Linked DNA regions of Homo sapiens: region 1 is linked to region 2. Evidence: read pairs that join two places in POLR2A ChIA-PET (ENCODE). Cell type or tissue: HepG2. All regions are shown on one strand. Links, peaks and the distances in the headings refer to the core of each region. The heading gives the core; the rest is flanking DNA.

The links. Peaks named below come from ENCODE experiments on the same cell type or tissue, not always from the same donor. Only the 100,000 strongest peaks of a DNase experiment are listed, where the experiment ranks them.
Region 1: POLR2A ChIA-PET joins it to region 2 with 5 read pairs; 1 of 35 experiments calls an interaction of 5 or more read pairs at or near these places.

What each region holds. Positions count from the first base shown.
Region 1 is chr22:50,131,110-50,147,457 of GRCh38, reverse strand. MOV10L1 (Mov10 like RNA helicase 1) reads right to left here. Exons shown (of 27, transcript NM_018995.3): 14 at 13,393-13,451; 15 at 12,828-12,928; 16 at 5,269-5,377; 17 at 4,237-4,415; 18 at 3,215-3,361; 19 at 1,648-1,769. Among named protein-coding and RNA genes, the nearest start is that of PANX2, 31 kb to the left of the region's middle. RefSeq lists a silencer at 7,396-7,580. In HepG2, for the core only: a CTCF peak has its summit at 5,170; DNase peaks (open chromatin) are centred at 6,657, 7,317 and 8,242; H3K4me3 peaks cover 1,106 bases; H3K27me3 peaks cover 1,508 bases.
Region 2 is chr22:50,748,374-50,764,721 of GRCh38, reverse strand. It overlaps the pseudogene SNRPA1P2 and the pseudogene RPL23AP82. Among named protein-coding and RNA genes, the nearest start is that of ACR, 18 kb to the right of the region's middle. In HepG2, for the core only: a CTCF peak has its summit at 7,514; a DNase peak (open chromatin) is centred at 7,501; H3K4me3 peaks cover 996 bases.

The sequences.
Region 1 (16,348 bases), core at 3,882-8,881, 620 kb after region 2:
CTCCCTGCTTCTGCACAGAGCGCCTCTGAGAGAGCGGCCTGCAGCACCCTCCCTGCTTCTGCACAGAGCGCCTCTGAGAGAGCGGCCTGCAGCACCCTCCCTGCTTCTGCACAGAGCGCCTCTGAGAGAGCGGCCTGCAGCACCCTCCCTGCTTCTGCACAGAGCGCCTCTGAGAGAGCGGCCTGCAGCACCCTCCCTGCTTCTGCACAGAGCGCCTCTGAGAGAGCGGCCTGCAGCACCCTCCCTGCTTCTGCACAGAGTGCCTCTGAGAGAGCGGCCTGCCCTGGCCGGCCACCTCCTCCCACTACCTGAACATCAGCTCCAGGGTGCAGGGTCCATGCAGTGCCCGCTCTGCCCCCAAAGAGCCCTCTGCACCCCAGTGAGGACTGGCTCTTCGGCTCTTGACCTTTGACTCATCAACACACATTAACAAAAAAAATCCCTGTCTTGTTCAGATCCGTGCTGTCCAATCCGGTAGCCACACACGGCTCTCGGGCACCGCACAGTGGCTAGTCTGAAACCTGACATGCTCTAAGTGTAAAATACATGGTGGATTTTGAAGACTTGAACCAAAAAAAATGTAAAGTGTCTCATCAATCACGTTCTACTAATCTCATGATGAAAGGACATCATGTATGTGAGAGAGTTAAACGCGCCGATGAAACCATCCGTGACACGCTGTGATAGGCGTGGCTGGCTGTGCCTTTGCTCCATGTGGAGCTGACGGACCACCTCCTGTGGTCACCCTCACGACCACCGTGACGCTGGACACTGTCCAGGGTGACCTGTCTCCAGGCTGTCAGGGAGGGTCACGACCACTGTGACGCTGGACACTGTTCAGAGCGACCTGTCTCCAGGCCGTCAGGGAGGGTGGGGCTTCCCTCAGAGGCCCTGGCTTCTCCCTCTCTCACCCTCAGCCTGTGCCCCCGACACTGTCTGGCTCTATGCACTGAGAGGGAGCTGCCTGCTGCCTCCCCGACCCCACCCCCCTGCACTGGGGTCTGAGAGTGCCTTGGTCCTCACTCAGCCTCCCTGGGCTCGAAGCTCTTCCTCCCAGCCCCCAGGGGAGGTCCTCCTATGACAGCCGGCACCCCACAATCCATCTCCTCCGCCTGTCTCCCCTGAAGAGCCCCCAGCGCCAGGGACACAAATGGCCCCCAGGGTCTGACCTTACAGAGCCCAGCCGTTTCCTAGGCAGCCTGCCTCCCCACGCCCACTCCAAGAGACTCACTCTCCTGCTCAGAAGCCCTTCACTGGCTTCCCGGCTCACCAGAGGTCGTCCAAAGGCCCCTCCACAGCCCGCCAGGCCTCCCCCTCACCACCCCTTTCAGGCCGTTCCTGCTCACGAGGCTCTGGCTCTACAGTCTCCTTTGGGGAGACCTCAGTGCTCCCCCACCGCGGGGCCTCTGCATGGGCCAGTCCATCTGCCTGCCCATCCCACTGCTGGCTCCTTCGAGTCCTTGGGGTCTCGGCTTCCCCAGCTCCATTCAGGCACGGCCCTCCCCAACCAGCCTTTCTCGCCCACAGCCCTGCCTCCCTCCCTGAGCACTGAGTCTCTGGGTCATCCGCCCCTCAGACAGAAGCTAGGAGAGGACTCCGACCTCTGCCCTGGGAGGCCCCATGCCGCGCTCCATGCCCGGGGCTCACCTCACTCCTATTTGGTAAAACAGCCCTGAGCTGCTGCATGTGGTGATGATTATCCGGAAGCGTGAGGCTTTCCAGATGTCTTCTCCGTCTCTGCAATACGGTTTGACGGCGTCAATAACTATCTGGGGGCAAGGAGGCGTAGAGTTAGTTTACTCCTCCAATTATTAAGCAGAATTCCAAAAGGGAACCTTGCCCTGGTACCACTTCTTAGTTACGTCTAAGTCATGATTTAAGGTTTTTTTCTCAAAATATCTCATACTTCCTTATCAATTCAGTCCATGTTTTATCAACTCTAGAGCCACAAATATAACACATAATCCTGCAGACCCTTCCCCAAAACAACTTTGTACATTTTCTATTCAGTTTGTTTGTTTGTTTATTTAGAGAGGGAGTCTTGCTCTTGCTCTGTCGCCCAGGCTGGAGTGCAATGGTGCAATCTCGGCTCACTGCAACCTCTGCCTCCCAGGTTCAAGTGATTCTCCTGCTTCGGCCTCCGGAGTAGCTGGGATTACAGGCGCATGCCACCACGCCCAGCTATTTTCAATGTCTTTTTTAAACGCAATATTTCAGGCTGGGCACAGTGGCTAAAGCCTGTAATCTCAACACTTTGGGAGGCAGAGGCGGGTGGATCACTTGAGATCAGGAGTTCGTGACCAGCCTGACCAACATGGTGAAACCCTGTCTCTACTAAAAATACAAAATTAGCTGGATGTGGTGGCACACACCTGTAATCCTAGGTACTTAGGAGGCTGAGGCAGGAGAATTGCTTGAACCCGGGAGGCGGAGGTTGCAGTTAGCCAAGATCACACCACTGCACTCCAGCCTGGGCAACAAGAGCAAAAACTCTGTCTCAAACAAACAAAAAAATAAAAGCAATACTTCGCTCTATAACCAAACCAGCAACTTAAAGGAATACTTAAAACCAAACCAGGCCGGGCACGGTGGCTCACGCCTGTAATCCCAGCACTTTGGGAGGCCGAGGCGGGCAGATCATGAGGTCAGGAGATCGAGACCATCCTGGCTAACACGGTGAAACTCCGTCTCTACTAAAAATACAAAAAATTAGCCGGGCGCAGTGGCGGGTGCCTGTAGTCCCAGCTACTTGGGAGGCTGAGGCCAGAGAATGGTGTGAACCTGGGAGGCGGAGCTTGCAGTGAGCCGAGATCATGCCACTGCACTTCAGCCTGGGCGACACAGCGAGACTCCGTCTCAAAAAAAAAAAACAAAACAAAACAAAAAACACCAAACCAACAAAACAAAACTACTTAAAAAGTAACAAGACGTTTGGGGATTAAATAAAAGAGGAATGTGATAATTTTACAATGCTACGAATGCCCACAATAGGTGTGATAACTCACACAGAGTGAGAATGTGATGAAATAGTCAGCAATCAAGCTCCACCATTTAGCGGTGAGGGAGGGCCCATGGCAGAGCCATTTCTCAAACACAGCTTTCTGTGGCGCCTCTGTGCCCACCCTCCTACCCCTGCCCTCCCCTGTCCACTTGGCATTTCCTATGTTCCAGGGAGGGGTTCTGGTGCCCCCCACTGCTTGCACCAAGGGCTCACCTCCTCGAACCTGCAGGTGGCGTTCACCCGGACCATGGTGGCCGGCTGTAGCACCTTGCTCTCGTGCAGCCGCAGACACACGAGGTCAGCAGCACTGTTGGAGGGCGCACAGACTAAAATCCGACTGTCCGGCAAGGCAAAGTGTACCTTCATCAAAGACACACAAGAGACCAAGGCTCAACATCCACACCGCAAGGTGGAAACCAGGAGTCTAACCTCAACACACACATTCGGGTGCAGGGACTCAGCTGCATGGGCTCAGATGCCAGCCCCCAACACACTGAGACCTGGGCCACGACTCTGCCTCATCACACTGCTGCCAAAGCATGGGTTAGGTGGGAAGGTTCTCCGCACTCTCTAAGATTCTAAACCACCTTTCAGGGCAGAAACAGAGTCAGATTCATCTGCACACATCTGGCGTGTGGTACAATTGTGCGCTCAATACCTGTTTGCTAATTTGAATCCTGAATGACGCTAAATGTAGATGGTCTTCGGCTTATGATGGTTTGACTTAACGCTTTTTTGACTTTATGATGGTGTGAAGACCATCCCCAGTCAGTCTGCTCCTCACCTGACAAGGGATCATGCCTTGATGAACCTGAAACAGGCTTCCCAAATCCCATTACGATGGGTTATTGGGTTGTAACCCCATCAAAAGTTAAGAAGCATCTGTAGACAATAGTTTCATAAACTTAACTTCAATTACAAATGAAGATATCTAAAACTTCTGTGGAATGGTGGCTGTAGCTACTATAAGAGTAACTTCTTTTCTGCAGCAAAATGTCATGATTCAGATAAAATAGTTTACCAGGCTAAAAATGAGTTTCCTTCTAAACCTATGAAATAAGCTTTTAAATCCCTACATATCCACAAAAACAGACTTAACATTATGAAATAACTGGTATTTCTCAAGCTCTTTCCAACTGTCTGATTCTACAATCTAAACTCACACTTCCTGAAGACACAGACGACACATGAACAGCAGCACAGAGCCACAGCACCCGCGGCGCCGCTGTCCTTACCTGTAAAACAGCCTCTATTATTGTCACTGTCTTTCCAGTACCAGGAGGTCCAAAGAGAATATACGGGAGGGGACGGCAGTCACCACTCAGAATCCTTTTAACTGCTAACTTCTGATTTTCATTTAGCACTGGGTTGAAAAACTCCATCTTTCTTGCTTTAGGGGTCTGAATTTCATCTACTGTATTCAAAGTGAAGAAAGTTTCAGTTAGATGCAAACAGCTCTCAACAGCTGTGGACACGTCCTCACCTAGGTCAGGCGTCAGCACGTCTGTGCAAAGGCTAAATCAGAGTCACAGACAGGGAGTAGCTCTTCAGTGTGACCAGGGGTAAGATGCGCACAGGGCATTCCTCTTAATAATCTGTTTGCATTTTTTTTTTCTTTTTTGAGACAGGGTCTCGCTCTGTCACCCAGCTTGGAGTACAGTGGCACAATCTCAGCTCACTGTAACCTCCATCTCCTGAGCTCAAGCGATCCTCCCACGTCAGCCTCCCGGGTAGCTGGGACCACAGGCGCCCACCACCACACCTGGCTAATTTTTGTATTTTTTTTTTTTTATAGAGACAAGGTTTCGCCATGTTGTCCAGGTTGGTCTCGAACTCCTGAGCTCATATGATCTGCCCACCTTAGCTTCCCAAAAGTGTTAGGATGACAGGTGTGAGCCCTGCACTCAACCTGTCTGTGCTTTGTTAAAGAGGGTCAGGAGAACGAATGCAGCTGCTGAGAGGAAAATGACAGGCTGTCAACCGATTCTGCGGCTTTAGAGATCACACTCAAATATTAGAGACTGGATTAAAAAATGTCCACATCTGCAGAGTACCTGGAAAAAAACAACCCAGAATCTAAAAGTCTTCTTAAAGTATCTAAGCTAAAACACCAAGTCTCCAGTCAGGGTGGAGACGGCAGCCGCCTGTCACAGGCCACACGCCCCCTACTGTTCTTCCTTCTGCATGAGAGCCCACTCCTCAAAGTCCCCGTTTTCCAGGCGACAGTCTCAGAGTTGCTCTTCTCCTTGCCCCTCATGAGCACATACCCCAATCGCTCATCTCTGCAGTAAAGGGTGCCAGCACCGGCAGGTCCTTGTCACCAACACGCCTCTCCTCTGTTCCATGCTCAGCTTGGTCCGTCATTGTTTTCCTATTCTAGAAATTATCAGGCAGAAAAATGTTTTAAAAAAACAGCTGTGTTTACACTGGCTTGGTTGAAAGAGCAAACGTAAACATCTAGTGTTCTACTTAGTATATTTATTTAACAGCTCTTTGGATGGATCACAGGTCAGACCCTTTGAAAAATAAAGAAAAAACAAACGATCAGATAAAAAACTGCTAAAAAAGTTTGTGCTTTTTTCTTTAAACTTGCTTTTAGAAATAAACTAAAATTTGTGATGAAACCAAAGCACAGGACTAAATTTTATTTTATTAATATCATCTTCCCTTGGTACATCCTACCTGCTTTCCAGGCTGGACAGTGGGGGAACCTGCAGGGGACAGTCAAGGGTACAGCCCAGGGCTCTGGGTCTCACGGGCCTGGAGAGTGTGCAAAGTGCCAGTGCTGCCTGTTGACGTCAGGCAAGATCCTGCACCAGGCCGGGCACGGGGCTCACGCTTATCATCCCACCACTGTGGGAGGCCAAGACAGGTGGATCACTTGAGCCCAGGAGTTTAAGACTAGCCTGGGCAACATGGTGAAACCCTGTTTCTAGCAAAAATACAAAAAAAAAAAAAAAATTAGCCGGGCATGGTGGTGCTCACCTGTGGTCCCAGCTACTTGGCAGGCTGAGGTGGGAGGATCACTTGAGCCCAGGAGGCGGGGCTGCAGTGAGTGGAGATTGGGCGACCAACTCCAACCTGGGTGACAGAGACCCCCCAAACTCATAAAAAAAAAAAAGGCTGCACGCAGTGGCTCACGCCTATAATCCCAGCACTTTGGGAGGCTGAGGCGGGCAGATCACAAGGTCAAGAGATCGAGACCATCCTGGCCAACATGGTGAAACCCTGTCTTTACTAAAAATACAAAAATTAGCTGGCCGTGGTGCCACCAGCTACTCGGGAGGCTGAGGCAGGAGAATAGCTTGAACCCGGGAGGTGGAGGCTGCAGTGAGCCAAGATCGTGCCACTGCACTCCAGCCTGGCGACAGAGCGAGACTCTGTCTCAAAACAAAAAAAAAAAAGGATCCTACACAAGAATTGGTTTTCTGTGTGTTCCAATGTAAGTAGTATTTGTCCTGAACCAGTGGGATTTTCAATTTTTTTCATTATGATCTGTAATTCTTTGTTAAATAACTTCATTATTTTCATAGGATAGATTCTGGAATCTATAAAATCAAAAGTTCTGGGGCCAGGGGTAGTGGTTCACACCTATAATCTGAGCACTTCAGGAGGCTGAGGTGGAAGGACTGCTAGAGTCCAGGAGGTCAAGGTTGCAGTGAGCCATGATTGCGACACTACACTGCAGTTAGGAGGACAGAGGAAGACTCTGTCTCAAAAAAAAAAAGTTTCACGTTAAAAAATTTACACACATTGCTAAGTTTTAGTCTAAAACAGGCTTGTCCAACCAGCGGCCCATGGACTATATACAGCCTAGGATGGCTCTGAATGCAACCCAACACAAACTCGTAAACTTTTTAAAACACTATAAGATTTTTTTGTGATACATATTTTTTTCAGCTCATCAGCTATCATTAGTGTTAGTGAATTTTATGTGTGGCCCAAGACAATTCTTCTTGCAACGTGGCCTAGGGAAGCCAAAAGATTGGACACCCATGGTCTAGAAGGTTATGCCTATAACCTCCTCCCACAACCATTGTGTTTTGCAGAGTGTGACTGACATACAATAAGGTGCACATATTTAAAGTGTGTGACTTGACAAGTCTGACGTGCACATACCCATAAAACCATCAGCACAATCAAGATGACAAATAGACCTGTCAGTCCCCAGAGCCGCCTTGTGCCGCAGCCCCTCCAGTGGCACTGGCTGGCTCACATGCTCTCGAACTTCATACTTCATATAAATGCACACAGTGTGATTCATTGGAGAGCCACCTGTGTTGTTGCATGTCAACAGTTTGCTCCTTGTATTGCTGAGTCATGTTCCATTGTACGAACACAATGCAACTTGCTTATCCATTCACCTGCTCACGGACACTGGGTTGTTTCGTTTTTGGTGATTAAAAACCCAGCTGCTGTGAACTTTGTGTATGGGTCCTCACGTGGCCTTATGTCTTCATCTCTCTAGAGAGAAATGGCTGGGTTGTATGGCAGGTGCGCGTCCAGCTTCTTAAAAACACCTTTTGCACAGTGGTGTGCCACTCCCCATTCCCACAGCAGGGTACGTGCCAGCGGCCCCACGGGCTCACCAACGCGCAGATGGCCCAACTCAATTTCTGGCCATTCTAGCAGGTGTTCAGTGGTACCTCATTGTGGTTTAACTTGTGTTTCCCTAACAACTAATGATGTTGAACATCTTTCATGTGTTTATTACCATCTGTATGTATTCTCTGGTAAAGTGTTCAAGTGTTTGATCCATTATAAAAAATTGAGTTCTTAGGCAGTTTGTAGAGTACTTTCATATGTTTTCCGAATACAAGTTCTTGATCAGATGTGATTTGCAAATATTTTCTCTAGTCTGTCACTTTTCATTGTCTTACCAGTGTCTTTTTTTTTTCTTTGTTTTTTTTTGAGACAGAGTTTTTCTATGTTGCCCAGGCTAGCCTGGAACTCCTGGGCTCAAGAGATCCTCCAGCCTCAGTCTCCTGGGTCACTGGGACTAAAAGTGTATGCCATTGTACCTTACTGTCTAACAATGTCTTTTCAGCAGCAAAATATTTAATTTCACTGAAGTCCAATTTATCCATTTCTCTGTAAGTCATGCTCTTAGTGTCACATAAAAAAAAATCCTTGCCCAAACAGAGGACGTGCAGATGTTCTTCTATGCTGTTTCCTAGATGCATAGTTTTAGGCTTGACATTGCGGCTATAAACCGCAGAGTAAGTTAGTTTTTGTCTGCGCTGTGAGCTATGGACCCAGGTCCATGTTTTGCGCGTGCCCTGCATTTACAGACCACGTGAGGTAAAACAGGTAACTTGATAATATGGAATCTTCCGGCCCAAGAGATACTAATATCTCCCTCCATTGATTTACGTCTTTTGTTGCCCATCTTTTGTCAGATGTATCCCTAATGTTTAAAACATTTAGGTGCTACTTAAAAAAAAAAAAAAATTCAGGCCTGGCATGGTGGCTCACGCCTGTAATCCCAGCACTATGGGAGGCTGAGGTGGGCGGATCATGAGGTCAGGAGTTTGAGACCAGCCTGATCAACATGGTGAAACCTTGTCTCTACTAAAAATACAAAAATTAGCAGGGTGTGGTGGCACGCACCTATAATCCCAGCTACTCAGGAGGCCGAGGCAGGAGAACTGCTTGAATCTGGGAGGCGGAGGTTGCAGTGAGCCGAGATCCGCCACTGCACCTCGGCCTGGGCAACAGAGCGAGACTGTCTCAAAACAAACAAACAAAACACCAAAAAACAATTTCTGAGTGTTTACTGGAAATATATATACAACTTATTTTTCTACACTGATCTTGTATCTTGCAAAATCACTTATTAGTTCTAACAGCTTCATTTTAGATTCCATCAGATTTTTTTTCTTTTCTATTTTTTTTTTTTGAGACAGGGTTTCACTTCATCACTCAGGCTGGAGTGTAGTGGTACAATCACAGCTCACTGCAGCCTCAACCTCCCAGGCTCAAGGGATCCTCTTGCCTCAGCCTCCTGAGTAGCTGGGACTACAGGTGTGTGCCACCATGCCCAGCTAATTTTTAAACTTTTTAAAAATAGAGACAGGGTCTTGCATGTTGCCCAGGCTGTTCTCAGTGATTTTCCCATCTCAGCCTCCCAAAGTGCTGGAATTACCGGCACGAGTCACCACACCCGGCCTCCATCAGACTTTCTACAGGATGCGGATGCCTGTTCTTTCTGCTTCATTGCCTGTCTACAATGCACAATGCTGGGCAGAAATGCTGAGGAAACATGCCCTGATCCTGATCTTACAAGCAAAGAACATTCAGTTATCACTAAGTAGGTTTTTGTAGGTAAAAGAAATTTCCTTTTATTTCTAGTTTGCTGAATTTTGATCAGGAATGGATGCTGGATTTTGTCAGATGCTTTTTCCAAGTCTACTGCCATGATTATATGGTTTTTCCTTTTCAGTTTGTTAATATGGTATATTACACATTTATTTTTGGAATGTTAAGCCATTCCTGGGATGAACCCTCTTGGTCTCATATACATGTGTCATATACATAGATACATATATGTATACATATAAAAATATGTGTATATAAAATATGTGTGTATATATAAAAATATGTATATTTATATATGTATATATAAAATATGTATATTTATATATGTATATATATAAAATATGTATATTTATATATGTATATATATAAAATATGTATATTTATATATGTATATATATAAAATATATATATGTGTATATACATATGTATTTTTTGAGACAGAGTCTTGCTCTGTCGCCCAGGCTGGAGCGCAGTGGCATGATCTTGGCTCACTGCAATCTCCACCTCCTGGTTTCAAGCGATTCTCCTGCCTCAGCCTCCTGAGTAGCTAGGTCTACAGGCACATGCCACCACACCCAGCTAATTTTTTTTCTGGGATGGAGTCTTGCTGTATTCTATTGCCCACGCTGGAGTGCAGTGGCGCGATCTCGGCTCACTGCAGCCTCCGCCTCTGTTCCATGTTAGATAGTTTCTATTGCTCCGTCTTCAAGTTCACTAATTTTTCCTTCTGCATTGTCTAGTCTGCTGATAATTCTGTCCAATATATTTTTCATTCTAGGCATTGAATTTTTCATTCCTAGAAGATAAAATTGTCTTTTATATATCTTTCGTGTCTCCACTTAACCTGCTCATGTCTTCTACTTTCTTGAACACATGGAACATATTTATAACTGTTTTAATGTCCTTGTCTGCTAATTCCACCATGTTATTTCGGGGGGGTTGGTTCCAATTGACTAAATTTTCTCCTTTTGGGTTACGTTTTTCACTTTTTCATTTTGTAACCAGATGTCAGTGTCCATTTTATACCTTGCTGGGTGCTGGATAATTTTATATTCCTATAAATATTCTTAAACTTTGTTCTGGGATGTAATCCAATTATTTGGGAACAGCTTGCTTCTTTTGAGGCTATCATACTTTGTCAGTCTGGGCCGGAGCAGCCTTCAGTCAAAGGCTGGACTTTCTACGCTCCTGAGACAACACCCTCCCATGGATTCTACATGTGAATTACGAGGTTTTTCTTCTCTGGCTGTGGGCACAGCTATTTCTGGCACTGTGTCAACTTTTAAGGATTGTTCTTGCTCCTCCTTCCAGCTGGTTCTTTTCCAGGCCTGGGTATTTTACTCACATCATGCACTGATCAATGCTCAGCTGAAAACTCAAGAAGGAATCTCTGTAGGTGCCCAGCTGCTCTCTGTCCCCTGCCCTCTCCCCAGCACTCTACTCTGTCAGCTTTATCCCCCTTGTCCTCCCCACCCTTCCAAATGCTGTCTCTGTACTCAGGTCACTGCACTCCGCCTGGGCTCCCTCTTGGTGCTCTCTGGCCTAGACACTCTCGGAAGGCTGTGAGTTGGGAAAACCATGAGGTCACCTCATTTGTTTCCTCTCTCAGGAATCCCTGTCCTATGATAGCTGATGTTAATGTCTGAAATTGTTGTTCCATATAGTTTGTCTGATTTTTTATTGTTTCAGGAAGGAAGATAAATCTGGTCCCTGAAATTCTATCTTGGTTGACATATGAAATATTCTTGAGTTTATTTTCAATCTAGTTAATCCATAAGAAGATAAAGTTTCAGGTTTTAAAACCTACAGTCAATTAGGAATGTGCCCACCTAAATAGTAACACCTCCCTGATCTCACATGCCATCTGCACCACAGACTCTCCCCGAGAATCAGGCAGTAGAATGAACCAGTAATGAGGTGATGACGGAGAAGAAAAGCACTGTCCAAGGAAGACTCTTTTCTATTTGCAGAACAAAAAAGAGATCAACTATGAAATATGCCACAGATGACTTTCAAGGATAACCTCTTGCTGCTTCATTTGTCGTATTTTCCATGATTGTATAGGCATTCTAAACCTATCATTTTTGCATTTTGGGGGAGGAACTATAAAATGGTGAGCATTTTTGAGTATTAGATATAATTTAAAAATTCATGTTATACATTGAAAACATGCTCATAAAACCAAATTTGAATAGCACAAAATAAGTTGTAAGCTCCACCATGACACAGATGATTTTCTTGTTACTAGAAACATGAAGATAAATAAAACCACTTCTATTGTATTCACAAAAATATACTGAGAGCCCAGGACAATACCTGGCATGTAATAGGCACTATATTACTATTTATGGAGTGACTGGATTATAGAAGCTTTTTTTTTTTTTTTTTGAGATGGAGTCTCGCTCTATTGCCCAGGCTGGAGTGCAGTGGCGTGATCTCGGCTCACTGCAACCTCTGCCTCCTGGGTTCAAGTGATTCTCCTGCCTCAGCCTCCTGAGTAGCTGGGATTACAGGTGTACACCATCATGCCCGGCTAATTTTTGGATTTTTAGTAGAGATGGGGTTTCACCATCTTGGCCAGGCTGGTCTTGAACTCCTGATCTCATGATCTGCCCGCCTCGGCCTCCCAAAGTGCTGGGATTACAGGCGTGAGCCACTGCGACCGGCCTAGAAGTTTTTATAAAATATCTTTGCAACATTCACAAAGTTTGCAAATGTTAACAATTTGCGGGGTGTGTATCCTTCCAGACATTTTCCATGCATACACAATCACATAAATGTACCTAAGTGTACACATAAACCATATAATTTAAAAATAAAACTCTAAGGCCGGGTGTGGTGGCTCACGCCTGTAATTCCAGCACTTTGGGAGGCCGAGGAGGGTGGATCACAAGATCAGGAGATCGAGACCAGCCTGACCAATATGGTGAAACCCTGTTTCTACTAAAAATACAAAAATTAGCTGGGTGTGATGGCACATGCCTGTAGTCCTAGCTACTCTGGAGACTGAGACAGGAGAATCACTTGAATCTGGGAGGCAGAGGTTGCAGTGAGCCAAGATTGCACCACTGCACTCCAGCCTGGGTGACAGAGCGAGACTCTGTCTCAAAAAAAAAAGAAAGAAAAGAAAAAAGAAAAAGAAAAAACCCAACTCTAAGGTCATATAAACATCTGTACTTTGCTTCCCCTATTTAATATATTGTAGCCATCTTAGCCCTGCATCTTAGCCCTTGCATATAAACTTTACACTAAATCTATTTTTGAATATTTTAGTTCACTTTATTTTAACTGCAATTTTGAGTTATTTGTGAACCACACTGCTCTAATACTCCAGTCAACTAAGCGCTAATACTCCGAGAAGGAAACGCCCACCCCCTGTGTAGACAGTTACATCGCTGAGCCATCCCCTGTGTAGAGACAGTCACGCCGCTGAGCCACCCCCTATGTAAAGACAGCCACGTCGCTGAGCCATCCCCTGTGTAGAGAAAGCCACATTGCTGAGCACTACCTTTTTGCTGGTGGACTGTCCACTGCTTTTGGTGTCTTGTGCATGGTTCCAATTTCCCGTCACTTGTGGAGACTGTAAAATAATTTCTTCTGGAAACAACACTTTTAAAACAAAAAATGGTAAGAGCACGGGTATAACTAAAAAGCTAAAAAAATATTAATAGAGGTTGTTTATGGCTGACCCTAAAGCAATTAATATTCTATTCCCTTCCTTTCTTAACCTGCCTGTTATACTGTTTCTAAATTATAGCATTATTAGTACTGCATATTCTTCACAACAAAGCCCTTTATTTGCCCATCTGTAAAAATTCATAAATTACATTTATGAAGGGAAAAGCGAGCAAGATAAATTTATTTTCGGTTATTTAAGCATGCTATTATTAGTTATTCACTAAGTTGAAATAGTAAGAAAACACTAAAACTTGATAGAAAATTAAAAACATGAATATAACAAAAGTTTTACTTCTAATATTATGACTGAAGAGACTATTTTACACAAAATTTTACATGAAGCCTATAAAAATACTCTGTGAAGATGTAACACTATCATTCTATAAAAGTAATACCTTTTACACCTAAGTGGATGACGTGTTCAAGTGCAAAGTGACACCGTCTGCTTGTGGTCCTGCAGGAAAGAAAACCACATAAAATAACTAACCTTACATTCAGAAATATTAAGGCTGGCATAAGGTAATGAAAATTTTATGATACAATCTTTAAGTCAATATAAAAAAATCACAGCAACAATCCAACAATCAATGAAATAGAGAACAGAAAAACACTAGAGAGGACGGGCGCGGTGGCTCACGTGTGTAATCCCAGCACTTTGGGAGGCCGAGGTGGGTGGATCACCTGAGGTCAGGAGTTCGAGACCAGCCTGGCCAACATGATGAAACCCTGCCTCTACTAAAAATACAAAAATTAGCCAGGCATAGTGGTGGTGCACGCCTGTAATCCCAGCTACTCAGGAGGCTGAGGCATGAGAATCACTTGAACCTGGGAGGCAGAGGTTGCAGTAAGCTGAGATGGCACCACTGCACTCCAGCCTGGGTGACAGAGTGAGACTCTGTCTAAAAAAATTTTTGTAAAAACCACTAGAGAATACCAAAGAAGCCAAAAAAAAAAGCATGGGACAAAATCCCACACCCATTCTTTCTTTCTTTTTTTTTTTTTTTTTAGAGACTCTGCTCTGTTGCCTAGGCTGGAGTGCAGTGGCACAGTCAGAGCTCACTGAAGCCTCAAATTCCTGGGCCCATGTGATCCTCCCACCTCAGCCTCTCAAAGTGCTGGGATTACAGGTGTAAGCCACCACACTTGGCCCCATATCCATTCTTGATTAAAAACTCACTAAAATAAGAATCTATCTCCTCAACCTGATAGAGGGCCACTACGGAACCTACCACCCACGCTGTACTAACTCGCTCAGGACTGACAGCCCTGCCCCTAAGACCAGGGACAAAGCCAGTGCAGCACTTGCCACCACTTCTATTCCACACTGGCACACAAGTTCCAACCAGCGCAGGAAGGCAAGGAAAACAAATACACAGCATCCAAATAAGAGAAGAAGAAGTAAAACTGTCTTTGGTTTTTTTTTTTTCAGACGGAGGCTTGCTCTGTCGCCCAGGCTGGAATGAGTAGCGTGATCTCGGCTCACTGCAACCTCCGCCTCCTGGGTTCAAGCAATTCTCCTGCCTCAGCCTCCCAAGTAGCTGGGATTACAGGTGACCACTACCACGCCCGGCTGATTATTTGTATTTTTAGTAGAGATGGGGTTTCCCCATGTGGGCTAGACTGGTCTCAAACTCCTGACCTCAGGTGATCCGCCTGCCTTGGCCTCCCACAGTGCTGGGATTACAGGTGTGAACCACCACACCCAACCTAAAACTGTCATTCTTTGAATCAATGATTATATATGTAGAAAATTCTACAGACTCTAGGAGAAGCTACTGGAGCTATTCAGTTTAGGAGACTTGCAGGATACAAGGTAAACATACAAAAATCAATTGCTTTTTATAAATACTAGAAACAAGCAATTAGAAATTTAAGTTAAATTTACTGTTTATAACAGCCATTTAAAAATTTTAAATAGGTATAACTGACAAAAGATCTATAAGACCTATACACTGAAAAGTATAAAATATTGCTAAAAGAAATGAAAACAGATGCAAATAAATGGAGAGACATACCCTTTTCAAGGGCTGGAGGACTTATTATTATTAAGATTTCAATTCTCCAATTCTCCCTTAAACCGACCCATAGGTTCAATGTAATCCCAATCAAAATCCCAACAGGCTTTCTGTAGAGACTGACATGACCTAAAATCCATGTAAGAAGAAAGACCTGGAACAGCCAGACAACCTTGAAAAGGAACAAAGTTGGAGGCTTGATACTACCTGATTTTGAGACTTATCATAAAGGCACATATCATACACTAGGTTTGTGTTCCCCCCAGCTTCGTATGGTGAAACTTCATCCCCAATGTGATGTTACTGGGTATGAGGAGTTGAGGCCTTTGGCAAGTGATTAGGTCATGAGGGTGGGGCCTCATGAATGGAATTAGTGCCCTTACACAAGGGAGCACAGAGAGCTCTCCCATCCCTTCTGCTGCGTGAGGACACAGGGAAAAGACAGCCGCCTACGAACCAGGAAGCAGTCTCACCAGGACACTGAACCTGCTGGTGCCTTGACCTTGGGCTTCCTGACCTCCAGAGCATGAGAAATACATTTCTGTTGTTTATAAGCCACCCCATCTATGGTGCTATGCTAATGCAGCCTGAGTGTACTAAGACAGACAATAAGACCCTGTAATGTTGGTGTCAAGACAGACAAGTGTACAATGGAACACAACAGAGAGTCTTCAGAAACAGATCAACAAATATTTGGTCAACTGATTTTCTTTTTTTTTTTTTCACAAAGGTACAATAGTAATTCATTGGAGAAAGGGCAGTTTTTTCATCAAATAATGCTTGGACAACTGGATGTTCATTCCACCCTCCAATTTCCATTCATACCCCACAAACAATTTGCAAAGCTTAATGAGATAGATCATAATCCTAAATGTACAGGATAAAGCTGCCAAGTTTCTAAACAGGATAAAATCGTTGAGATCCAAATTAGTTACAGATTTCTGAGATGCATCATTAAAAGATCTGTGAAAGAAAACATTCATAAACTGGACTTCACCAAAATTAATAATTTCTGCATTTCAAAAGGCACTATAAAAACAATGAAAATACAAGCTGTAGTCTGAGGAAATATTTGCACAGACACGTATCTGATAAAGCACTGTACTGAAACTATACAAACATCTCTGCAAACTCAATCATGAGAAAACAATTTTTTAAAATGGGCCCAAAGACTTGAGGAAGGACTTCAACAAGTATTTTGTACAAATGGCAAAAAAGCACATAAAAAGATGTTCAGTGGCCGGGTGTGGTGGCCCACACCTGTAATCCCAGCACTTTGGGAGGCCAAGGTGGGCAGATCACAAGGTCAGGAGATTGAGACCATTCTGGCTAACAC
Region 2 (16,348 bases), core at 5,030-10,029:
TGGGCGACAGAGCGAGACTCAGTCTCAAAAAAAATTAAAATAAAATAAAATAAAAAGGAAATCCTTCCATTTGCAGCAAATATACTAAGTTAAAGAAGCCGGACACAGTAGGACAGATACTACATGATCTCACGTACATAAGGAATCTAAAATATTCAAACTGAGAAGCAGAGAGTAGAATGGTGGTTGCCAAGGGCTAGGGCATTGCTCATTGGGTGCAAAGCTTCAGCTATGCCAGAGGGATGAGTCCTAGAGACCTCCTGTACAGCATAGTGACTATAGTTAACAACACTGTATTACATACTTAAAGATTTACTGGAAATAGATCTTATGTTAAGTGTCCTTATCACAAAACATAAGAATTAGAAATGAAGAGAGAGGGAGCAAACTTTTTGAAGTGATGAATATGTTTATGGCATTCATTGTGGTGACGTTTTTATGGGTATATACTTACTTCAAACTCATCAAGTGGTATACCTTAAATATGTATATCGATAAAATGGTTTTTAAAAATACATGAAGCAAATGCACATTTCTCCAAAGAAAATATACAAATGGCCGATAAGTACATGAAAAGATGCTCAACATCATTAGTCATGAGAGAAATGCAAATCAAAACCAGAATGAGATGCCACTTACTGGTAATGAAAAAGATAATAGCAAGTGTTAATGAGGCTGTGGAGAAATCGGAACCCTTATACACTGCTGAGGAGGAAGTAAAATAGTGCAGGCACTTTGGAAAACAGTTTGGCAGTCCTGGAATGGTGAAACATCGAGTTAACCATATGATCCTGCAAATCTACTCCTAGGTATACACTCAAGAGAAATGAGAACATGTGCTCACAGAAAAGCTTGTATATGAGTGGTTATAGCAGCACTATCCATAATAACCAAAAAGCTGGAAATAATCCAAATATCCATAAAATGTGGTATATCCACACGATGAAATATTACTCAAAAATACAAAGAAATGAAGTGCTAATATGTGCTACAACATGGATGAAACTGAAAAAAAAGTATGTTGAATGAAAGACGCCACGTATAAAGCACCGCAGGTTGTGCGATTTCATTAATATGAAATGTCCAGAACAGGCAAATCTACAGAGACAGAAAGATTACTGAACAGAAAGATTACAGACAAAAATAACAGATTAGTGGTTGTTTAGGGTGGGGGGGTTGCCGGTGAAGTTGGGAAGGAATTTGGTGGGGGCCAGGAAGCTAAGGGTACAGATTTTCAAGTAACGAGAATACTTTAAAATTAATTGTGGGTGGGTGCAGTGGCTCACGCCTGTAATCTCAGCACTTCGGGAGGCCAAGGAGGGCAGATCACTTGAGGCCAGGAATTCAAGACCAGCATGGCCGACATGGCAAAACCCCGTCTTTACTAAAAACATTAAAATTAGCTGGGTGTGGCGACACATGACTGTAGTCCCAGTTACTAGGGAGGCTGAGATGAAAGGATCGCTTAAGCCCAAGAGTTCAAGGCTGCAGTGACCTATGATTGCACCACTACACTCCAGCTGGGATGACAGAATGAGACCCTGCCTCTAAATAAAATAAATACATAAATAAATAAGAGAAGTCCAGCAGCATATTAAAAGGATAATACACATGACTAAAGTGGAGTTTATCCCAGGAGTGCAGTGTCAGTTAAACATTTAAAAATTATTTAATGGGGCCAGGCGCGGTGGCTCACGCCTGTAATCCCAGCACTTTGGGAGGCCGAGGCGGGCGGATCACGAGGTCAGGAGATCGAGACCATCCTGGCTAACACAGTGAAACCCTATCTCTACTAAAAAATACAAAAAAAATTAGCCGGGCATGGTGGCGGCCACCTGTAGTCCCAGCTACTCGGGAGGCTGAGACAGGAGAATGGCATGAACCCGGGAGGCGGAGCTTGCAGTGAGCTGAGATCGCACCACTGCACTCCAGCTCGGGCGACAGAATGAGACTCCGTCTCAAAAAAAAAAAAAAAAAATTTAATGGGCCTGGGCACGGTGGCTCACGCCTGTAATCCCAGCACTTTGGGAAGTCAAGGTGGGCGGATCCCGAGGTCAGGAGTTCGAGACCAGCCTGGCCAACATGGTGAAACCCCGTCTCTACTAAAAATACAAAAAATTAGCCAGGCGTGGTCGTGGGCGCCTATAGTCCCAGCTACTCGGGAGGCTGAAGCAGGAGAATCGCTTGAACCCACGAGGGGGAGGTTGCAGTGAGCTGAGATCACACGCCACTGCACTCTAGCCTGAGCCACAGTGCAAGATTCTGTCTCAAAAAAAAAAAAGTATTGGAAGCAAGAAAAGGATAAACTAAATCTTGCGGTACTGGATAAGAGGTGAAAGTATTATTGTGAACTCTCATTTAGCTTTATATATATATAAAATGGATAGATACAAAAACAATAATAGATACATGTGTGTACATGGGTTAGTATACAACATATATTACCTAACTGTCTCATCCAGCTTTGAGGGCTTAGAAGTAATACATCTCAGTATTGACAAGCACACCCAGTGTCCAGATCTTAGTTTCTAAAAAAACACTTTCCAGTGAAAAAACCAGATTACTTTAGAGAAATGGTGGATTCCAGGGTTGAAGCAGGGGAAATGCAAAATGAGCCTGTAGCACCTTATTATATCAGAAAGGAAGGATGTGCTCAACAAATGAAATGAAGCCGGGAATGAAGCCACAGGTGCACTGGCTCACACCTGTAATCCCAGCACTTTGGAAGGCTGAGGTAGGAGGATTGCTTGAGGCCGGGAGTTCAAGACCACACCAGCCTGGGCTGTAACATAGAAAGAACCTATCTCCATAAAATAAAAATAAATTAGTAATAATTTTTTAATTTAAAAAATGATGAAGGCATGTCAAAGGGACTCAAGAGCCAATATGAAAGGGCTCCCAATGGGCAAAGCTGGAAAAATGTGAGCAACAAATTATATAATGTCATATTGGTTTATAGTCCACTGTATAAAATAAATATACATTAGGGCTCTACACTAATATAATGAATAGATGAATAATAAGAGACAAATCTTTCATACAGAAAAATTAAAAATACTATGTGTAACTCCTGCCATCTGCAGGGGGTGGAGCCAACACCCCCAACCACCATCACTACAGAGAATGGGCTGGACTGAGTGGCTCACTTCTAAAGAAGCACTTATAGAAAGCGAACAGTGATGAAACCCAGAAAACACTGCCCTGACCAACGGATCAAGGTTAATGTCATCACTGTTGTCATATGTATGTTGTAGACTCCTGATAGGATGTGATGAGGATAATTTGTCTCTATGAGACTCTTTCCCAAAATTCATAATCCCAATATAATCATGAGAAAAATATTACACAAATTCAAATGGAGGGATATTCTACAAAATACCTAACTATCCCTCAAATTTGTCAAGGTCATATAAGAGCAAAGAAAGACTGAGAAATAGTCTCAAACTAGAGGAGTAAATCTGTAACAATCTGTGACTACTATAAATCTAAAGTTGTTCTAAAATAGTTTATTTAATACACCAGATTAACAAAGTAAAAACAGAAAAATTACATGATCATCTCAATAAATGTAGGAAAAGCTGGCAAAATTCAACACTCATTACTGTGTAAAAAATAAAAATATAAACCTCTTAGCAAAAATATAAACCTCTATATTTTTCTTAGAGAATAAAATATCCTCAGCCTAATAAATGGTATTTGTGAAAAACCCACAGTTAACATCACACTTAATGGCAACAGACTGAAGCTTTTCATGCTTAAGCTCAGGAACAAGAATGTCCACTCTCACCACTTCCATTCAGCATTGTACTGTGAAATAAGGCAAGAAAAACAAGGGCTTTCAGATAGAAAAACATAAATAAGGTTGGGCATGGAGGCTCACACCTGTAACCCCAGCACTTTGGGAGGCCGAGTTGGGTGGTTCACCCGAGGTCAGGAGTTCGAGACCAGCCTGGCCAACATGGTGAAACCCCATCTCTACTAAAAATACAAAAATTAGCCAGGCGTGCTGGCACATGCCTGTAGTCCCAACTACTCGTGAGACTGAGGTAGGAGAATCACTTGAACCTGGGAGGCAGAAGTTGCAGTGAGCCAAGATTGTGCCACTGCACGCCAGCCTGGAAGACAGAGCGAGACTCCATCTCAAAAATAAAGAAAGAAAGAAATAACACTGTCTTTATTCACAGAAGACTTGATTGTCTATGTTGAAATCCAGTGGCAGCTACAAACAGAGCACCAGAATTAACAAATGAACTTGGCATGGTTTCAAGATACATGGGAACCACACAAAAATCAATTGTATTTCTGTATACTGGCAGTCAACAATTGAATATCAGAATATGAAATATTTAGAAATAATTCTGACAAAATATGTGAAAAACCTGCACACTCAAAATTACAAAACATTGCTGAGAGAAATTGAAGCAGCCCTAAATAAATGAATAGATACCCTGAGCTCATGACTCAGAGGACGCAGTACCGTAAATAAATGAATAGATACCCTGAGCTCACGACTCAGAGGACGCAGTACCGTAAATAAATGAATAGATACCCTGAGCTCATGACTCAGAGGACACAGTACCCTAAATAAATGAATAGATACACTGAGTTCATGATTCAGAGGACACAGTACCCTAAACAAATGAATAGATACCCTGAGCTCATGACTCAGAGGATGTAGTACCCTAAATAAATGAATAGATACACTGAGTTCATGATTCAGAGGACACAGTACCCTAAATAAATGAATAGATACCCTGAGCTCATGACTCAGAGGACGCAGTACCCTAAATAAATGAATAGATACCCTGAGCTCATGACTCAGAGGACGCAGTACCCTAAATAAATGAATAGATACCCTGAGCTCATGACTCAGAGGACGCAGTACCCTAAATAAATGAATAGATACCCTGAGCTCATGACTCAGAGGACGCAGTATTGTTAGGGTGTCATGTCTTCCCAAATTGATCTGCAAATTCAACACAATCACAATGAAAACATCAGCAGATTCTTTTAAGTTAATTCTTTCAATTGGCAAGCAAAAATTGTATATATTTCTGATATACGACATGATGTTTTGATATATGTATACATTGTGGAATGGCTAAATCAAGCTATTTAACATTATCTCACATAATTATCATTTCATTTTCTTTATAGTAAAAACACTTAAAATCCACTCTCTTGGCAATTTTTATGTGTACAATACATTGTTATTAACTATAGTCACCATGATGTGTAATACATGTCTTGAACTTACTGCTCCTGAATAACTGAAATTTTGTGTCCTTTGACCAAAGTCTCCCAATCTTCCCACCCCCCAGCCTCTGGAAACCACCATTTTACTCTGTTTCTATGACTTAGACTTTACTACATTCCACATATAAGTGACATCATGCATCATGTATCTTTCCGTATCTGGCTTATTTCACCTAATGTCCTCCAGTTCATCCACATTTTCACAAATAATAAAATCTCCTTTTGATGGCTATGTAGTATTCCACTGTGTATATATATCACAGTTTCTTGATCCATTCATCTTGTTGATGGATGCTTAGGTTGATACCATATCTTGGCTATTGTTAACAGTGCTGCAATGAACAAAGGAATGCAAATATTTCTTTAACATACTGATTTCCTGTTGAAATCTATATTCCTTTACATGTATACCCAGTAATGGGATTGCTGAATCTCAGCAGAATTTTTTTTTTTTTTTGAGACGGAATCTCGCTCTGTTGTCCAGGCTGGAGTGCAGTGGCACAATCTTGGCTCACTGCAAGCTCTGCCTCCTGGGTTCACGCCATTCTCCTGCCTCAGCCTCCTGAGTAGCTGTGATTACAGGCATGCACCACCATGTCCGGCTAATTTTTGTATTTTTAGTAGAGATGGGGTTTCACCTTGTTAGCCAGGATGGTCTCGATCTCCTGACCTCATGATCCGCCCACCTCGGCCTCCCAAAGTGCTGGGATTACAGGCGTGAGCCACCGCGCCCGGCCAGAATTTTTATTGTAGAAATCAACAGACTCATGCTAAAATTCATATGGAAATACAAAGGACCTAAACCCGTCAAAACAGCTTTAAGAAAACACAGATGTTGGAAGATGTATACTACCTGATTTCCAGACTTATTATAAACCCATTTGCAGTAAGATGGTGTGGTACTGGTGTCAAGATAAACAAATACATGAAAGGAACAAAATAGCTCAAAAGCAGAGCCAGACATATATGAACGACTGATTTTCTTCAGAGGTACAAAGGCATTTCAATGGAAAAAGGAGAATCTTTTCAACATATAGTGCTGGAGCAATTGGACATCATATACCAAAGAATTTTCAGCCGGGCACGATGGCTCATGCCTATAATCCTCAGCACTCTGGGAGGCTGAGATGGGCAGATCACCTGAGGTCAGGATTTCAAGACCAGCCTGGCCAACATGGTGAAACCCCATCTCTACTAAAAATACAAAAAAATTAGCCAGGCGTGGTAGTGAGTGCCTGTAATCACAGCTACTCAGGAGGTTGAGGCAGGAGAATCACTTGAACCTGGGAGGCAGAGGTTGCAGTGAGCTGAGATCATGCCACTGCACTCCAGCCTGGGCAACAAGAGTGAAACTATGTCTCAGGAAAAAAAAAAAAAAAATTTCAATCCAAGTTCATACCAAATACAAAAATTAACTCAAAATGGATCATAAACCTAAGTGAAAAACCTAAAATTCTAACATTTCTAGAATAAAACATAAAAGAACATTTTTGTGACCTTGGGTTAAGCAAAAATCTCTTAGACCATACACCAAAAGCATGATCCATGATTTCAAGATACATGATAACCACACAAAAATCAATTGTATTTCTGTATACTAGGAATCAACAATTGAGTATCAGAATATGAAATACTTATAAATAATTCTGATAAATAAATAAATAAATAATTCTGACAACATATGTGAAAAACCTGCACACTCAAAACTATAAAACATTGCTGAGACAACTGAGGAAGTCCTAAATAAATGAATAGATATACCAAATAATATGTAACAATAAAGAATACAGTGATTAGTTGTACTCCCTCAAAGTTTAAAACTGCTGAGCTCCAAAAGACACCGTTTAGAGAATTAAAAAGCAAGCTCTGACTTGGAGAAGACATTTACAATGCATACAGCTGACAAAGAACTTACATTCAGCACGTAAAAAGAACTCTCAAAACTCTATAAAAAGATGACAACAGAAGTTTTTAAATAGGCAAAAGATTTGAACAGACACTTCCCCAAAGAAGATATATGGATGACAATGAGCACATGAAATATGCTTCACATCACCAGTCATTAAGCAAATGCAAATTAAAACCACAATGAAATATTATCACACACCTATCAGAATGACTAAAATTAAAAAGACTGACCAGGGTGGTGGAGCCAAGATGGCCCAATAGGAACAGCTCCGGTCTACAGCTCCCAGCGTGAGCGACGCAGAAGACGGGTGATTTCTGCATTTCCATCTGAGGGTTCATCTCACTAGGGAGTGCCAGACAGGGGGCGCAGGACAGTGGGTGCAGCGCACCGTGCACGAGCTGAAGCAGGGCGAGGCATTGCCTCACTCGGGAAGCGCAAGGGGTCAGGGAGTTCCCTTTCCGAGTCAAAGAAAGGGGCGACAGACGGCACCTGGAAAATCGGGTCACTCCCACCCTAATACTGCGCTTTTCCAACGGGCTTAAAAAACGGCACACCGGGAGATTATATCCTGCATGTGGCTCGGAGGGTCCTACGCCCACGGAGTCTCGCTGATTGCTAGCACAGCAGTCTGAGATCAAACTGCAAGGCGGCAGCGAGGCTGGGGGAGGGGCGCCCGCCATTGCCCAGGCTTGATTAGGTAAACAAAGCAGCCGGGAAGCTCGAACTGGGTGGAGCCCACCACAGCTCAAGGAGGCCTGCCTGCCTCTGTAGGCTCCACCTCTGGGGGCAGGGCACAGACAGACAAAAAGACAGCAGTAACCTCTGCAGACTTAAATGTCCCTGTCTGACAGCTTCGAAGAGAGCAGTGGTTCTCCCAGCACGCAGCTGGAGATCTGAGAACCGGCAGACTGCCTCCTCAAGTGTGTCACTGACCCCTGACCCCTGAGCAGCCTAACTGGGAGGCACCCCCCAGTAGGGGCAGACTGACACTTCACACGGCCGGGTACTCCTCTGAGACAAAACTTCCAGAGGAACGATCAGACAGCAGCATTCGCGGTTCATGAAAAACCACTGTTCTGCAAACACCGCTGTGGATACCCAGGCAAACAGAGTCTGGAGTGGACCTCTAGCAAACTCCAACAGACCTGCAGCTGAGGGTCCTGTGTGTTAGAAGGAAACTAACAAACAGAAAGGACATCCACACCGAAAACCCATCTGTACATCACCATCATCAAAGACCAAAAGTAGATAAAACCACAAAGATGGGGAAAAAACAGAGCAGAAAAACTGGAAACTCTAAAAAGCAGAGCGCCTCTCCTCCTCCAAAGGAACGCAGCTCCTCACCAGCAATGGAACAAAGCTGGACAGAGAATGACTTTGACGAGCTGAGAGAAGAAGGCTTCAGATGATCAAACTACTCCAAGCTACAGGAGGAAATTCAAACCAATAGCAAAGAAGTTTAAAACTGTGAAAAAAAATTAGACAAATGGATAACTAGAATAACCAACGCAGAGAAGTCCTTAAAGGAGCTGATGGAGCTGAAAGCCAAGGCTCGAGAACTACGTGAAGAATGCAGAAGCCTCAGGAGCCGATGCGATCAACTGGAAGAAAGGGTATCAGTGATGGAAAATGAAATGAATGAAATGAAGCGAGAAGGGAAGTTTAGAGAAAAAAGAATAAAAAGAAACGAACAAAGCCTTCAAGAAATATGGGACTATGTGAAAAGACCAAATCTACATCTGATTGGTGTACCTGAAAGTGACGGGGAGAATGGAACCAAGTTGGAAAACACTCTGCAGGATATTATCCAGGAGAACTTCCCCAATCTAGCAAGGCAGGCCAACATTCAGATTCAGGAAATACAGAGAACGCCACAAAGATACTCCTCGAGAAGAGCAACTCCAAGACACATAATTGTCAGAATCACCAAAGTGGAAATGAAGGAAAAAATGTTAAGGGCAGCCAGAGAGAAAGGTCGGGTTCCCCACAAAGGGAAGCCCATCAGACTAACAGCGGATCTCTCGTCAGAAACTCTACAAGCCAGAAGAGAGTGGGGGCCAATATTCAACATTCTTAAAAGAATTTTCAGCTTTCCACAGCGCGGGGGAACGGGAGGCCGCAGGATGGTCAAGCTGACGGCGGAGCTGATCGAGCAGGCGGCGCAGTACACCAGCGCGGTGCGCGACCGGGAGCTGGACCTCCGGGGGTATAAAATTCCCGTCATTGAAAATCTAGGTGCTACGTTAGACCAGTTTGATGCTATTGATTTTTCTGACAATGAGATCAGGAAACTGGATGGTTTTCCTTTGTTGAGAAGACTGAAAACGTTGTTAGTGAACAAAACAGAATATGCCGTATAGGTGAGGGACTTGATCAGGCTCTGCCCTGTCTGACAGAACTCATTCTCACCAATAATAGGCTCGTGGAACTGGGTGATCTGGACCCTCTGGCATCTCTCAAATCGCTGACTTACCTAAGTATCCTAAGAAATCCAGTAACCAATAAGAAGCATTACAGATTGTATGTGATTTATAAAGTTCCGCAAATCAGAGTACTGGATTTCCAGAAAGTGAAACTAAAGAGCGTCAGGAAGCAGAGAAAATGTTCAAGGGCAAACGGGGTGCACAGCTTGCAAAGGATATTGCCAGGAGAAGCAAAACTTTTAATCCAGGTGCTGGTTTGCCAACTGACAAAAAGAAAGGTGGGCCATCTCCAGGGGATGTAGAAGCAATCAAGAATGCTATAGCAAATGCTTCAACTCTGGCTGAAGTGGAGAGGCTGAAGGGGTTGCTGCAGTCTGGTCAGATCCCTGGCAGAGAACGCAGATTGGGGCCCACTGATGATGGTGAAGAAGAGATGGAAGAAGACACAGTCACAAACGGGTCCTGAGCAGTGAGGCAGATGTATAATAATAGGCCGTCTTGGAACAAGTCTTGCTTTTCAAACATAGTATAATAGCCTTGTTTGTGTTAGCAAAGTGGAATCTATCAGCATGGTTGAAATGCTTAAGACTGCTGCTGATAATTTTGTAATATAAGTTTTGAAATCTAAATGTCAATTTTCTACAAATTATAAAAATAAACTCCACTCACTGTGCTACCAAAAAAAGAAAAAGAAAAGAATTTTCAACCCAGAATTTCATATCCAGCCAAACTAAGCTTCATAAGTGAAGGAGAAATAAAATACTTTACAGACAAGCCAATGCTGAGAGATTTTGTCACCACCAGGCCTGTGCTAAAAGAGATCCTGAAGGAAGCACTAAACATGGAAAGGAAAAACCAGTACCAGCCACTGCAAAAACATGCCAAAATGTAAAGACCATCAAGGCTAGGAAGAAACTGCAGCAACTAACAAGCAAAATAACCAGCTAACATCATAATGACAGGACCAAATACACACATAACAATATTAACTTTAAGTGTAAATGGGCTAAATGCTCCAATTAAAAGACACAGACTGGCAAATTGGATAAAGAGTCAAGGCCCATCAGTGTGCTGTATTCAGGAAACCCATCTCATGTGCAGAGACACACATAGGCTCAAAATAAAGGGATGGAGGAAGATCTACCAAGCAAATGGAAAATAAAAAAAGGCAGGGGTTGCAATCCTAGTCCCTGATAAAACAGACTTTAAACCAACAAAGATCAAAAGAGGCAAAGAAGGCCCATTACATAATGGTAAAGGGATCAATTTAACAAGAAGAGCTAACTATCCTAAATATATATGCACCCAATACAGGAGCACCCAGATTCATAAAGCAAGTCCTTAGTGACTACAAAGAGACTTAGACTCCCACACAATAATCATGGGAGACTTTAACACCCCACTGTCAACATTAGACAGATCAATAAGAGAGAAAATTAACAAGGATACCCAGGAATTGAACTCAGCTCTGCACCAAGCAGACCTAATAGACATCTACAGAACTCTCCACCTCAAATCAATAGAATATACATTTTTTTCAGCACCACACCACACCTATTCCAAAATTGACCACATAGTTGGAAGTAAAGCACTCCTCAGCAAATGTAAAAGAACAGAAATTATAACAAACTGTCTCTCAGACCACAGTGCAATCAAACTAGAACTCAGGACTAAGAAACCCACTCAAAATCGCTCAACTACATGGAAACTGAACAACCTGCTCCTGAATGACTACTGGGTACATAACGAAATGAAGGCAGAAATAAAGATGTTCTTTGAAACCAACGAGAACAAAGACACAACATACCAGAATCTCTGGGACACATTCAAAGCAGTGTGGAGGGAAATTTATAGCACTAAATGCCCACAAGAGAAAGCAGGAAAGATCCAAAATTGACACCCTAACATCACAATTAAAAGAACTAGAAAAGCAAGAGCAAACACATTCAAAAGCTAGCAGAAGGCAAGAAATAACTAAAATCAGAGCAGAACTGAAGGAAATAGAGACACAAAAAACCCTTCAAAAAATTAATGAATCCAGGAGCTGGTTTTTTGAAAAGATCAACAAAATTGATAGACCGCTAGCAAGACTAATAAAGAAGAAAAGAGAGAAGAATCAGACCCAATAAAAAATGATAAAGGGGATATCACCACCGATCCCACAGAAATTCAAACTACCATCAGAGAATACTACAAACACCTCTATGCAAATAAACTAGAAAATCTAGAAGAAATGGATAAATTCCTCTACACATACACCCTCCCAAGACTAAACCAGGAAGAAGTTGAATCTCTGAATAGACCAATAACAGGCTCTGAAATTGTGGCAATAATCAATAGCTTACCAACCAAAAAAAGTCCAGGACCAGATGGATTCACAGCCGAATTCTGCCAGAGGTACAAGGAGGAGCTGGTACCCTTCCTTCTGAAACTATTCCAATCAATAGAAAAAGAGAGAATCCTCCCTAACTCATTTTATGAGGCCAGCATCATCCTGATACCAAAGCCTGGCAGAGACACAACCAAAAAAGAGAATTTTAGACCAATATCCTTGATGAACATTGATGCAAAAATCCTCAATAAAATACTAGCAAACCAAATCCAGCAGCACATCAAAAAGCTTATCCACCATGATCAAGTGGGCTTCATCCCTGGGATGCAAGGCTGGTTCAACATACGCAAACTGATAAATGTAATCCAGTATATAAACAGAACCAAAGACAAAAACCACATGATTATCTCAATAGATGCAGAAAAGGCCTTTGACAAAATTCAACAATGCTTTATGCTAAAAACTCTCAATAAATTAGGTATTGATGGGACGTATCTCAAAATAATAAGAGCTATTTATGACAAACCCACAGCCAATATCATACTGAATGGGCAAACACTGGAAGCATTCCCTTTGAAAACGGGCACAAGACAGGGATGCCCTCTCTCACCACTCCTATTCAACATAGTGTTGGAAGTTCTGGCCAGGGCAATTAGCAGGAGAAGGAAATAAAGGGTATTCAATTAGGAAAAGAGGAAGTCAAATTGTCCCTGTTTGCAGATGACATGATTGTATATCTAGAAAACCCCATTGTCTTAGCCCAAAATCTCCTTAAGCTGATAAGCAACTTCAGCAGTCTCAGGATACAAAATCAATGTACAAAAATCACAAGCATTCTTATACACCAATAACAGACAAACAGAGAGCCAAATCATAAGTGAACTCCCATTCACAATTGCTTCAAAGAGAATAAAATACCTAGGAATCCAACTTACAAGGGATGTGAAGGACCTCTTCAAGGAGAACTACAAACCACTGCTCAATGAAATAAAAGAGGATACAAACAAATGGAAGAACATTCCATGCTTATGGGTAGGAAGAATCAATATCATGAAAATGGCCGTACTGCCCAAGGTAATTTATAGATTCAATGCCATCCCCATCAAGCTACCAATGACTTTCTTCACAAGATTGGAAAAAACTACTTTAAAGTTCATATGGAACCAAAAAAGAGTCCACATCGCCAAGTCAATCCTAAGCCAAAAGAACAAAGCTGGAGACATCACGCTACCTGACTTCAAACTATACTACAAGGCTACAGTAACCAAAACAGCATGGTACTGGTACCAAAACAGAAATATAGATCAATGGAACAGAACAGAGCCCTCAGAAATAATGCCACATATCTACAACCATCTGATCTTTGACAAACCTGACAAAAACAAGAAAGGGGGAAAGGATTCCCTATTTAATAAATGGTGCTGGGAAAACTGGCTAGCCATATATAGAAAGCTGAAACTGGATCACTTCCTTACACCTTATACAAAAATTAATTCAAGATGGATTAAAAACTTAAATATTAGACCTAAAACCATAAAAACCCTAGAAGAAAACCTAGGCAACACCATTCAGTACATAGGCATGGGCAAGGACTTCATGTCTAAAACACCAAAAGCAATGGCAACAAAAGCCAAAATTGACAAATGGGATCTAATTAAACAAAAGAGCTTCTGCACAGCAAAACAAACTACCATCAGAGTGAACAGGCAACCTACAAAATGGGAGAAAATTTTCGCAACCTACTCATCTGACAAAGGGCTAATATCCAGAATCTACAATGAACTCAAACAAATTTACAAGAAAAAACAACCCCATCAAAAAGTGGGTGAAGGATATCAACAGACACTTCTCAAAATAAGACATTTATGCAGCCAAAAAACACATGAAAAAATGCTCATCATCACTGGCCATCAGAGAAATGCAAATAAAAACCACAGTGAGATACCATCTCACACCAGTTAGAATGGCGATCATTAAAAAGTCAGGAAACAACAGGTGCTGGAGAGGTTGTGGAGAAATAGGAACACTTTTACACTGTTGGTGGGACTGTAAACTAGTTCAACCATTGTGGAAGTCAGTGTGGCGATTCCTCAGGGATCTAGAACTAGAAATACCATTTGACCAGACACCCCATTACTGGGTATATACACAAAGGATTATAAATCATGCTGCTATAAAGACACATGCACACATATGTTTATTGTGGCACTATTCACAATAGCAAAGACTTGGAACCAACCCAAATGTCCAACAACGATAGACTGGAGTAAGAAAATGTGGCACATATACACCATGGAATACTATGCAGCCATAAAAAATGAAGAGTTCATGTCCTTTGTAGGGACATGGATGAAACTGGAAACCATCATTCTCAGCGAACTATCGCAAGGACAAAAAACCAAACACCACATGTTCTCACTCATAGGTGGGAACTGAACAATGAGAACACATGGACACAGGAAGGGGAACATCACACTCCGGAGACTGTTGTGGGATAGGGGGAGGGGGGAGGGATAGCATTAGGAGATATACCTAATGCTAAATGACGAGTTAATGGGTGCAGCACACCAGCATGGCACATGTATACATATGTAACAAACCTGCACATTGTGCACATGTACCCTAAAACTTAAAGTATAATAATAATAAAAGAAAATAAAAAAGGCTGACCATACCAAATCTTGTCAAGGATGTGGAAGAGTCGGGACTCTCATATACTGCTGATGGGACTGTGAAATGTTGCAATCACTTTGAGAAAACACTCAATGTTTTTCAAAAAGTGCTTTTTAACATATACCTACCAGCCATTCCTCACACACATGGTTAGCCAAGAGATATGAACATGTATGCCCATACAAATCCTTGTATTTGAGTGCGCATAGCTGCTTCATTTGGAATAGCGCAGACTGGAAACAACCCAATGTCCATCAATAGGTAGATAGGAAAACAAACTGTGGTATAGCCGTGTGATGAAATACTCAGCAATGGAAAGAAATAAATCACCGATACACAAAATGAATCTCAAAATGATTATGCTGAGTGAAAGAAGATTGATTTTTAAAAGGGCTTGCTATAGGGTTTCATTTATATAAAATTATGAGAAAAGCAAATTGATATGAGACAAAGCAGACCAGACATTGCCTGGGGCAGGAGAGGGGACAGGCTGGAGGGATTGCAAAGTGCCACAAGGAAACTTTAGGGAGTGACGGACGTGTTCACTCTCTGGGTTGTGGTGATTGCTTCAGGGATGCATTTGTATGTCAAAACTTACACCCACCGTATGATCCAGTCATTCCACCCCTAAGTATTTACCCGAGAGACATGAAAGCACATGCCCATGCAAAAACCCATGTGTAGTGTCCAGAATTAGATCACTGATGATTCTTTACCAAGAATAGAGTTTCTGGAGTAAACTCCATTAAGCTAACTTCTGTTTCTTGGTCAGTTTTCTACATATTAAAGATGAACCGTTTTCATTTTTTCACATTTCCATTGTAAATTTGCTAAGATTGGATTCACCAGAACATTTTCCCTTGCAAATATTGTAAGATTTCCTATATTGATGAGAGGCACAGCGAGGACCTCTGCCTCTGTGAGTGTCAATATTGTGCATGATCCTTGCCGCGCCCACTGTTCTGGCATCAGAGTCTTGCCCTGTACAGTTTAGCCACTGTCAAACCATTTTCTTTTATTGTTCCGATCAGTAAGCTTCATTATGAATTCAGTTTTTACAAATATTTTTCATTTGCTTAGCCGTCCCATGAGAAAACAGTGAGCACATCCCTCAGATATCTAAGTGTGCACACCCCTCGGTTGTCTAGGTGGGCACACCCCTCGGATGTCTAGGTGGGCACACCCCTCGGTTGTCCAGGTGGGCACACCCCTCGGTTGTCTAGGTGGGCACACCCCTCAGATTGTCTAGGTGGGCACACCCCTCGGATGTCTAGGTGGGCACACCCCTCGGATGTCTAGGTGGGCACACCCCTCGGTTGTCTAGGTGGGCACACCCCTCGGTTGTCTAGGTGGGCACACTCCTCGGATGTCTAGGTGGGCACACCCCTCGGGATGTCTAGGTGGGCACACCCCTCAGATAGTCTAGGTGGGCACACCCCTCGGATGTCTAGGTGGGCACACCCCTCGGATGTCTAGGTGGGCACACTCCTCGGTTGTCTAGGTGGGCACACCCCTCGGATGTCTAGGTGAGCACACCCCTCAGATTGTCTAGGTGGGCACACCCCTCGGATGTCTAGGTGGGCACACTCCTCGGATGTCTAGGTGGGCACACCCCTCGGATGTCTAGGTGGGCACACCCCTCAGATTGTCTAGGTGGGCACACCCCTCGGATGTCTAGGTGGGCACACTCCTCGGATGTCTAGGTGGGCACACCCCTCGGATGTCTAGGTGGGCACACCCCTGGGTTGTCTAGGT